Linked DNA regions of Homo sapiens: region 2 is linked to region 1. Evidence: read pairs that join two places in POLR2A ChIA-PET (ENCODE). Cell type or tissue: HepG2. All regions are shown on one strand. Links, peaks and the distances in the headings refer to the core of each region. The heading gives the core; the rest is flanking DNA.

Region 1 (5,387 bases), core at 205-5,204:
TTAATTTAATTCATAATAAAATAAGAAACACTAACTATTCTCTATGATTTAATGACTCTATGCACACGTGTATCAAATTTTCCAACAGTAGCCATACCAGATTTCTTTCAGTGGCATAGAATCTATTTAATTGCTTGATCTTTGTAAACTAGCATCCAAGCTCATGCAGAATGTGTGGGAAGCATTCTCAGATGCTACACTTCTCTTTGCCACCGAAAGCCTCACCGACTCATATCCCTGTTTCTCAGAAACAGGAATAAGGAGATACAGTCACACACTGCATAATGATGCTTTGCCCAGTGATGGTCCACATGTAGGACGGTGGTCTCATATGAAAAAACCAGTAGGGAACAGTGGCATGTGCCTGTAATCCCAGCTACTCAGGAGACTAACATGGGAGGATCACTTGAGCTCAGAAGTTTGAGGCTACAATGAGCCACAACTGTGCCACTGCACTCCAGCCTGGGTGACAGAGCAAAACTCTGTCTCAAAAAGAAAAAAAAAAAGAAAAAGAAAGTCTAGCACAACTATTATGCATTGTACATGTACATAATACTTAAAAATGATAATAAACAACGTTACTGACTTATACATAATTTTCATCACTATTTTAGAGTACTCCTTTTACTTATTTAAAAAAAAAACTGTAAAACAGCCTCAGGAAGGTCCTTTAGGAGGTATTCCAGAAGAAGGCATTGTTATCGTAGGAGACAACAGCTTCACGCGTGTAACTGCCTCTGAAGACCTTCCAGTGGGACAAGATGTGGAAGTGGAAGACAGTGATATTGATGATCCTGACCCTGTGTAGGCCTAGGCTAATGTTTGCATTTGTGTCTTAGTTTTTAACAAAAAAGTTTAAAAAGTAAAAAAGAATTTAATAGAAAAAAGCTTATAGAGTAAAGATATAAAGAAAGAAAATATTTTTGTACAGCTGTACAATGTATTCGTGTTTTAAGCTAAACGTTATTACAAAAGAGTCAAAAAGTTAAAAAAATTAAAAAGTTTATAAAGTAAAAAAGTTTCAGTAAGCTAAGGGTAATTTATTATTGAAGAAAGAAAAAAATTTTAAATAAATTTAGTGTAGCCTAAGTGTCCAGTGTTTATAAAGTCTACGGTTGTGTACAGTAATGTCCTAGGCCTTCACATTCACTCACCACTCACTCACTCACTCACCCAGAACATCTTCCAGGCCTGCAAGCTCCAATCACGGTAAGTGCCCTATACAAGGGTACCCGTTTTAATGTTTTATACTGTATTTTTACTGTATCTTTTCTATGTTTAGATTCAAAAATGCTTACCATTGTGTTATAATTGCCTACAATATTGAGTACAGTAACATGCTGTACAGGTTTGTAGGGTAGGAGCAATAGGCTATACCTTATATCCTAGGTGTATAGTAGGCTATACCATCTAGGTTTGTGTAAGTACACTATGATGTTCACACAAGGACAAAGTCGCCAAATGATGCATTTCAGAAGGAATGTATCCCTACCATTAAGTGACGTATGACAATAGTTTCTTTTCCCCTCTTCCCTCCTCTTTGATGTTGAAGAATGGCTTGGCAGAGCCTGGAGGTCAGTCACATAATGAAATGGTTGACTCCTAACTCTAAGATGTGGATTTCTTTGGTACAGAGAGCTGTTCTTCAAAGTCTTAAATATACAAGAATCCCAGCTTGGGCTCCCAGAGATATTAGGTGTTTTTCTCACCTCCTTATTTCCCTCTTGTTCAATAGTATTCACTATTCCATTGTGAAGTCTCCCCCAGGTCATTTTTGGTTGATTCTGGGCATCTTTCTTGATCATCCCAGCTCTTCCCACTGGTTGGGATACACTAGGAGCTTTTCCAAAATTTGATCTTGGGCTCTGCTATACCGGCATGCTGCCTCAAACAGACAGTCCCTTGACTTACCATAAGTCAATTCCATTGTCCAGCTTCTTAAATAGAAATCATTTGGTCGTTTTAATATTTTGACTGCTCATTCCTGCATTTATATATAATTATGCTTAGACTGCCTTTTTCTACCATGTGCAAATTCAACATGAAAACACTTCTCTCTTTAGCTTTAGCCTCACTGGCTATGCTGAGCCAAAGCTTTTGTTTTCTGTCTAGCTTATCCACCACCCACTTCATTTGACCTTATAAACATGTTTAAATAGATTTCTCGGATAATGACCATTCTAGCTGGCAACTTCCCGTTTAGATATTATAGCAGGCACAGTGCAAATTAGAGGGCAGAGCAAAAGCACTAAGAATCATGAGACCCTGGATAAATATAGTAGACCCGCTCAGCCTCATAGGACAAGGCTGGGTTCTTACCCCAGTTTACCCACTGACTCAGGGGGTGACTCTGGGGAAGTCCGAGTAAAACAATCATTGGTTTCATCTACTGGTGACTCAGTCATGTTGATCTCGATAAATGGGGGCAAAAGAAGGAGTCCGCTGTCACGGAGACACCTCATTTCCATCCTGGATATTTCACTGTTCCCTGGGTTGGCCTCTGAGTTCACTGGGAGGAAAACAAAGATGCCCTTTGTGCACTATTGAAGGCAGGCTGGGGCAACTGGCCGTATCAGCAATGAGAGGAATCTTTTAAAGGTTAGCAGATGGGCAAATAGGAAGAGCTGTTCAACCTGATATTAAAAGGTTGCGTTTCAAAGGTGGCTTTGTTCAATTCGGTGTTATCTTGCTTTAATATTTTCCACTGCTCTGCGATTTTGCTAATAGACCGTTCCACCAGTGATGAGAGCATTCAGTGAGAGCCTGGTGTTCTGCTCAGTACCAAGTGCAGCACTTTCACATGCTTGATGCTCAATGAATGTTGAAGGAGAGAGTGAATGGATACAGAGCTGAATGAGTAGGTATGGTTACATTGTAAATGGCCTTGCTCACATTCTTTGACAGCAGCTTTCTTTGCTGACTTGATTTTCCAAATGTCAGAATTGTCAAATCTGAGCTTCTTCAAGTTTTCTTTCTTTTCCTGATTTCTAGAGTAAGGGTTGGTTTAGTAAGCATTTTCAGTGACTCTCTGATCATCTGATGGGTCTTTTAGATTCAGCTATTTGCAGGAGATCATATTTTTGTGACCTAGAAGGGAAATTTTTTTGGATAAATTTTCATGAGTCTTTATTAAATAAACTTAGCATATCCTCCTTCCTCATTCCATAGAAATAGATCTCCATACTTTCTGAGTTGGAATAAGGAAATGAAATAATATAATATATAAAGTTGTACAGTAATTTGATGAGCAACTAGATTAATTGTTCTTCAAAATGCAGAAAATAAACCAGTATACTAAAGGAAAAATGCAACTTGCAAAATAAATTACTGTATAAAAAAACTTAAACATTCATATTTTTCCCTTTGAGGGAGAAGAGGCAACTTCAGATGGGTGAATGACATCATTGTTGACTAGTTAATAAAATCATCTTATATAATATAGTTCTTATACACTTTTTTTGTTGTCCTGAATACCTTTACGTCCTGATAAAAATTGCTTGAGGCATGAGGAACAAGTGTTCGGTACTCTTTGAAGAGATGTGGTAACTAAGCATTGGGGGTTGGCCTTGTTGCCTAAGATCACACAGTTTGCAGCTGAACTGAAACTAGAAACCGGGGATGCTGGATCAGAGTCCAGTACTCTTTAGAATATTAGAAAGAAGGAAAGTCAGCTGGGTGCGGTGGCTCGCACCTGTAATCTCAGCTCTTTGGGAGGCTGAGGCAGGCAGATCACTTGAGGTCAGGAGTTTGAGACCAGTCTGGCCAACATGGTGAAACCCCGTCTCTACTAAAAATACAAAAATTAGCCAGGAGTGCTGGCACATGCCTGTAATCCCAGCTACTTGGGAGACTGAGGCAGGAGAATTGCTTGAACCTGGGAGGGGGAGGTTGCAGTGAGCCGAGATTGGGCCATAGCATTCCAGCCTGGGCGAAGAAGCGAGACTCCATCTCAAAAAAGAAAGAAAGAAAGAAAGTCAGATGCACAAAATATGAATGGAAGAAGAGCTAATAATAATGAAATGTTTTTGGTAGGGTTTACCTCAATGAAAAGCAAAATCACCTCCACTATTTTCTCCCAATTGAATGAAATGTTCTAAGTATCAATCTAGGAGTTCCATAAAAGCAAGGACTGTGCCTCCTTCAGATCTCCTGGATCTAACCCAATTTCTCATGTAGTAGGTCCTAAACACATGCTTGATGAATGAATAGATAACTTTCCACAATGTCTTCTGTTGTTAGCTCCTTCTCTTATCCCTTAATAATCCTTTCACATATTTCCTCCCTCTGGGTGGACCATAAGTCAACTTCAAGATTAGACATGTGGCATAACATCATTGTGAATACATATTTATTGAGCACAGTGAGGAAGCAAGAGTTGAAGCAAGGGTTATATTTGTCTTCTTGGATTCCACTCCTTCATAAATAAAGAAAACACAACTAGTAGAACTTTTGGGGTTGAAGAGACTTTAGAGATCATGTAGTATATTTCCTTCAGCTGAAGTGCAAAGGTATGAAATGGCTAAGGAAGGCCTCATAAGGAGATGGGAGCAGTGCTGATATGAGATTGGCATCTCCCAAATTCCAGTCCCGTGTTTGTTCTAATGCACCACCTCTTGCCTTTCTGGTGCATGTGTATATGTGTATATATCTATATCCATATCCATATCTATAGCTATCTTGAAATGAGTTGGTCATTCTTGTCTAAATTTGAGTAACATCAAGGTCCCCGAAATTCAACAGGAAGGGTAACATATATTGCAAATGGTCTCTTTTCAATGAAATATGTTTTTGATTAGTATCTTATCAACAGTTTTCATAAGCAGTATAAGAAATGAAAATGATCACGTAGCACTAGTTGGACATTCACTTTGACTGCTTGTCAATCATTAAGTGTTCATTCACATGCCATGATGGACTGTAGGGCACCCTGTTGGATGCTGGAGGAGTAGGGATAAGAAGAAGGATGAGGCAAAATCCCTGTCTTCAAGGATCATGCAGTCAGTTTGGAAAATTAATATTTACATAAAAATGAATAACATGAGTGTCCATTAAATGGTAGAAGTGCAGGTAATAGTGCTGCCATCTCACTGCATTAGGGAGGCCTTTCTGGAGGAGGATGTATTTATGCATATAAAGGATTGGCCAAGCTAAAACAAGTGAAGGAGACTACTTTGGTGGGTCAGGGATGCAGAGAAAATGACAAAATCAAATGCCAATAATTCTAATGGTTTTCAAGATTCCTTAAAGTATTTTGGCCATCGGTTTTCAAGTATAGACTATAATTTGCACTACGTATGTACTAATCCTATTGTATTTAGGTTTTAGCGTTGACTCTCACAAAACCATAATCTGAAAGGCTCCTGTGACAGGCATTGACAGCTATATAG
Region 2 (5,387 bases), core at 274-5,273, 88 kb before region 1:
AATCTTTTGCCCCTTTTTAATTGAGATATTTTCTAAATGTATTTATTAATTATAAAACTATGTATTCTGGAAATGAAGCTATCTATCTATCTATCTGGTTAATATTTTCTCATGGTCTGCAGCTTGTTTTTTTCACTTTCTTAGTGGTATCTTTAATGAGCAGAAGCTTTTAATTTTGATGAAAGTAAACATTATTTTTCTCTCTGTTAGTGCTTTTGGTATTCTGACTAAAAAAAATCTTTGACTATCCCAGTCATAATGATATTCTTTTGGTTTTTTTCTAGAAGCTTTAGACTTATTTTTGGCATTTAGATCTATAATCATCCCAAAATAATTTCTTGCATGCTATAATGTAGGATACTAACATCAGTTTTTTTTCTATACAGACGTACATTTGTTCCAGCACCATTTGCTGTTATAGCACTATTGGTATTTTTGCGATGAATTACACTGAATTTTGTTGAAAATCAATTGATTATATGTAAATGAGTCTATTCATGGATGCTATTTTTTTTTCATTGATCTATTTGCTTTTCCTTGTGCCAACACATTATCTTAATTGATGCAACACTACAAGTTTCAAAATCTGCAAAGAAACCTGCTAGGGGTTTGATTGATATTATGTATAATCTATAGAGTAATTTGGAAATATGAATATCTTATCAATAATGAATTCTTTAATCTTTGCATGTGGTATATTTCTCCACTTATTTAGGTCTTTTAAAATTTCTCTCAGCAATAATTTTGTAGTTTACAAGCATAGAGGACTTGCGTATATTTTTAAAATTTTATTCTTAGATGTTTGAATCATTTCGAGCTATTATAAATGACTTAAAAACTTTCTCATTTTCCAATTTATTTTTGTTGCTAGGGTACAAAAGAAGTACAATGGGGCAGGTGTGGTGGTTCACACCTGTGATTCCCATGCTTTGGGAGGCTGAGGAGGGAGGATCATTTGAGGCAGGAGTTTGAGATCAGACTGGGCAACACAACTAGATCCCATCTCTACAGAAAAATGTCCAGTTGATTTTCGTATATTGCCATCGTATCCCATGACCTGGCTAAATTCACTCAGTAATCCTGGTAGTCCCAGTAGTTTGTCGTTTCCTTTAGATTTTCAACATATATAGTTATACTGTTTGCAAAAAGCTACTATTATTTCTCCCTCATCAATCTTGATACCTTTTATTCTTGGTTTTACATAATTCTTCTTTCCTGGTATATGCATTTAAAGCTATCACTTTTCCTCTAAGTACTGCTTCAGCTATATCCCACAAATTTTGATATGTTCTGGTTTCATTATTACTCAGTACAAATTATTTTATAAATTTTGTTGTCATTTCTTCTTTGATCCAAGGCTTATTTAGAAGTATACGACTTAATTTCTAAATAATTGAGGATTTTCTAGTCATCATTTTATTTTTAATTTCTAATTGAATTCCATTTTGAAGGGAAAATATATTCTGAGAGTTTCAGTTACATATTTATTTATGGTAGTTCTTTTGCCATTAACCCATGTGTCTTTGACACTGTGTTCAATATTTTAATTCTTTTTTCCTTTTGTACTTAACTTTGGTTATTTTTTATTGAGTTCCTCATCCTTCATGTTTCTAATCCTTCTTTTGCTTCCAGTCTGTTCTCAAGTTTATTCCCTGCATTCTTTGTTTCAGAAAAATTCTTCTATTCTATAATTTCTCTTTGGGTCTTCTTTAGAGCTTCAGTTTCTCCAATAAAATTCTTCTCTGTTCACCTATTGTGTCCAACTTTATTTCTAAATTCTGTAACATATTTAAGATATTTATTTTAGAGACCTACTGACTGCAATATCCAGTCATCAGTGGGCCTGCCTCTATTGACTGTTTTCTTTTTTTGATTATGGGTCATATTTTCATTCTTCTTTACATGTCTCATCGTGTGTGTGTGTGTGTGTGTGTGTGTGTGTGTGTGACATTTTAAATGAGAGACCAATAGGGACTAGATTCTTTATTTTTGTTTTATTTTTCCTAGAGAGAACCTTCCCTTTCTTCAGTGCAAAAGCTTGGGAAAGATATTTTTATCCATATCCTATCATGGAGTTTAGCAGAGCTGAGACTGGGAGAAAAGATTAATTAATTTCAGTTTACTTCTTGCTAGTGAGATTATGAAGATTTCTCTTGGCCTTTCAGCGTAACCCCCCAACTTCTTGTTTCACATCTGTCTACAGGGCTAATCTCTTTGGTCCTTTCAAGATTAGAACTAGAAGGGTATTTGGTATAGCGCTAGTGAGTTTAATTTCACCTCTGGATTCAACTTCAGAAACGCTCTGGAATGTAAGCAGCACAAGGGTTGGGGAGCTCTCTCTACTTTCCAGCTCTGCCCCAACTGCCACTGATTCCGCAAAATTCCCACGGGGGAGAACTGTTGTTCCGAGAGATTTATTTTTGTGTTTGGGAGTCTTTCAGATTCCAGTATTTCACATTAGCCCACACCATTGTTGAAAGTTTGGCTGATTTCTCCTCATTCCAGCAAACTTTATCTCATGTCAGGGCTGCTCTTCCTCCTGCCTGTACTCAAGCAAGGCAACTTGCCCTGAGTATGAAAAGAGTTACCACTTTTTGCTCGTCTTTGAAGGGTATGCTCATTACTGGAATTCGTTTATTTAAACTTTGTGTGTGTGTCTATTGCTGTTTGATGACTTTAAAGAAATATATAATTTTTAGCTTATTGTTTTCTTTTTTTATGATGAAAATGACAATGTTTATGTCTTTCTATAGCTTAACCAGAAAGAGGACTTCCATAGTTTCTTAGAATTTTGTCTTAGATTAGCTCTGGGAGGCAAGTGTGAGGCCTCAGAGCAACATAAAATATTCACAATTCTGTCTTTAGACTTATTTACACTTAGAATGCCAGTTGCCTGAGTCATGAGCAGTATTTGGCCTTGTGGAGTATTGCGGTTGTTTTAATCCCCCCGCCCCAACAAGCAGTTACTTTTACTGCATAAGCCTATTCCATATACCCTTTTCTTTCTTCAAATCCAGTTCAAGTCATGATCATTTTTCCTTTGATCCATCTCCACTGGCACCATCCTGATCTAAACTCCCATCATTGCCAAGTAAAAGCAGTAGCTTATTCCTGACATACTGTGAGTTTCTCCATAACCCCTCTCGGCTCTATCTCATCCAGTCCCCACACTACATCCAGACTGATGGTTACAAAACTATAATTCTGATCATTTCACCCTCCTGCTTACAAACTCAGTGGCTTCTCATTGCTTATAAGGTGCAGACAAAATTCAACAATTGTGTGCTCTCCAGCCCTGTCTTGCATCTAGCTCCTGTTAACAATGGTCCGTTAGTTTTCTTTTAATCTCTACACTCTTTGCTTTCTCTTGCCGTATGGTCTTTGTACATGCAGTTACCTCTACCTGGAATATCATTTCTCCTCTTTACCTAGTTAATGCCTGTGCTATTCCTTTTCAAACCTAACCTATGCATCACTTCTTAGAGAAGACTTTCCTGATCTCCGTAGCTATTTCAGATCCTCCTATCTGGTTTTATACCATTTGTAGTCACTTGACCCAGTGATGAATTTTGTATTATTTATAAGATTATCTAATTATTGGCAATCTCTTCCATGAGACTAGAAGCTCCAATGAGAGCACAGAAAAGTCTTCGTTTTCTGGGTCATCACTTCATTCCAAATGCCTACAACAGTGACTAGCATTTAATAAAATGTATGGAATGACTTAATAAACAAATTAATGAATTTGGAAAAAGACAAATGTATTTCATTTCTTTAACCTGGGATCTAATCTTTAGATAGTTCCTGCATGCATGCATTTATTCTAACTATCTATGTATCTTTATCACCATTTATTTATTTGATTTTCTAAAATCTTTAGAAGAAGGCTCTTGGACATTAAATCTTATCTAAGGAGTTTGTCTTAAATCAGATTTAACACATAAGGCTACATACTAAGTAGGAAATTTGACTACTTTTAAACTCTGAGAGTTGAGCGTGATAAGTATGCTATTTAGTTCACCATAGCAAAGGAATATGTTTCATAGAGCAATAAAGGACTTCTCTAATTCTTTCTCTGCTGGTTGCATTGACATGTTTATTTCTCCTGACCTAGATAACTGGACTGAATGGGAATTGAACATTTGCCAATTAATTAGCAACTTAAATCACTTGTGAAAATGGCTGTAAAAAAAATCGATTCAAGCTGACATAGTTGACTTTTCAGATGTCATGTAAACCTAAGTGGTGTTTTCTTTTTCTGTGGTGGTGTCCAAGGACTTAAGATTATTAAAGACCTTTCCCATAGAGTTCTTCTTCAAAGACTGGGTCTAGTTATCTAAGTTATTCTTAAATTATCTCCAGGTTTCCAATTCTATTTCTCATCAGTCTCTTGATCCAGTGTGCAATTACTGGCAATGAAAATGGTAGAATTGTAAAAGAAGCATCTCTCCTTCAAAAGTTAAGAAGATTGAATTTTACGCTCACATGGGATCAATTTTAATATTTTGGTTCCTAATAATTCTTTGGCACAACATCTCAAATGCTACTGGCACCCCCTAGACGACTCAGGGTTGAGAGACTCACAAGTGTCTCGATCAGTGGCCTTGTCCTAGCACTTTAAATCTCAGGGATAGCACACGTGGCCACACCTTCTCACCATAGGTTTGAGATCCTCTGCTGACCCCTCTTCTTATTCATGGTAGAGGTATTGCTTGAGCAAAAGCAAGAAGACATAATTATACTGTCTGCTGACAGGAAGGAAGAGTCAGCTACACCCTGCCATATCTTCCTCTTCTTCTTCTTCTTCTTTTTTTTAAGAACAAGTAAGTAAGTTCAAGAAAGACCAGACTGTATCCTTAATACTTAATTTTCTTGGCATCTTAATATGATTAACTGGAATTGAGCCAATCTGGAATGGCTTAAAATGTCAAGAAATGCCTGTTTGTGGTTTGTATAAGTGTGTGTGTGTGCACATGAATCCATGTGACATATGTTGTAAAAGAGAATAATTACTCTGTGCTAGAACATGTTTCCAAAGAACACAGGTCTTAAGAAAATGGAATTATTTTTCTGATGGTCTACTAATTCCTAAGCATTTCCCCTCCTTTTAACATCTCTCTCTTCTACATTTGTGTAAACATTTGTGTTCTAGAACATGTTTCTTGTTCAAGAAACCATGAACAAAAATTTTAATACTATTTTATTAATTATATTCTTAAGGAATATTATTAGTGAGGTTTTTATTCACTGCATATGAAATCCTGAGCCCTGCATAGACAGAAAGACAATATAATTTCTTAATATTCACTAGTTCAGCAATTTCTTGAGCACCTAATATGTTCAAGGTATTATATTAGGTGCTATTAATTATCCATTAACATGGAGAA

Evidence for each region. Peaks named below come from ENCODE experiments on the same cell type or tissue, not always from the same donor. Only the 100,000 strongest peaks of a DNase experiment are listed, where the experiment ranks them.
Region 2: POLR2A ChIA-PET joins it to region 1 with 8 read pairs; 2 of 35 experiments call an interaction of 5 or more read pairs at or near these places.

What each region holds. Positions count from the first base shown.
Region 1 is chr5:38,145,741-38,151,127 of GRCh38, forward strand. The region is part of intron 2 of LINC02107 (long intergenic non-protein coding RNA 2107); the gene reads left to right. LINC02119 (long intergenic non-protein coding RNA 2119) reads left to right here and starts at 2,740. Exons shown (of 2, transcript NR_134272.1): 1 at 2,740-2,861. RefSeq lists a silencer at 2,327-2,621. In HepG2, for the core only: no CTCF peak of the experiment used is centred there; DNase peaks (open chromatin) are centred at 1,491, 2,581 and 3,571; H3K4me3 peaks cover 876 bases.
Region 2 is chr5:38,057,644-38,063,030 of GRCh38, forward strand. All of the region lies in intron 2 of LINC02107 (long intergenic non-protein coding RNA 2107), which reads left to right. Among named protein-coding and RNA genes, the nearest start is that of LINC02107, 35 kb to the left of the region's middle. In HepG2, for the core only: no CTCF peak of the experiment used is centred there; a DNase peak (open chromatin) is centred at 2,908.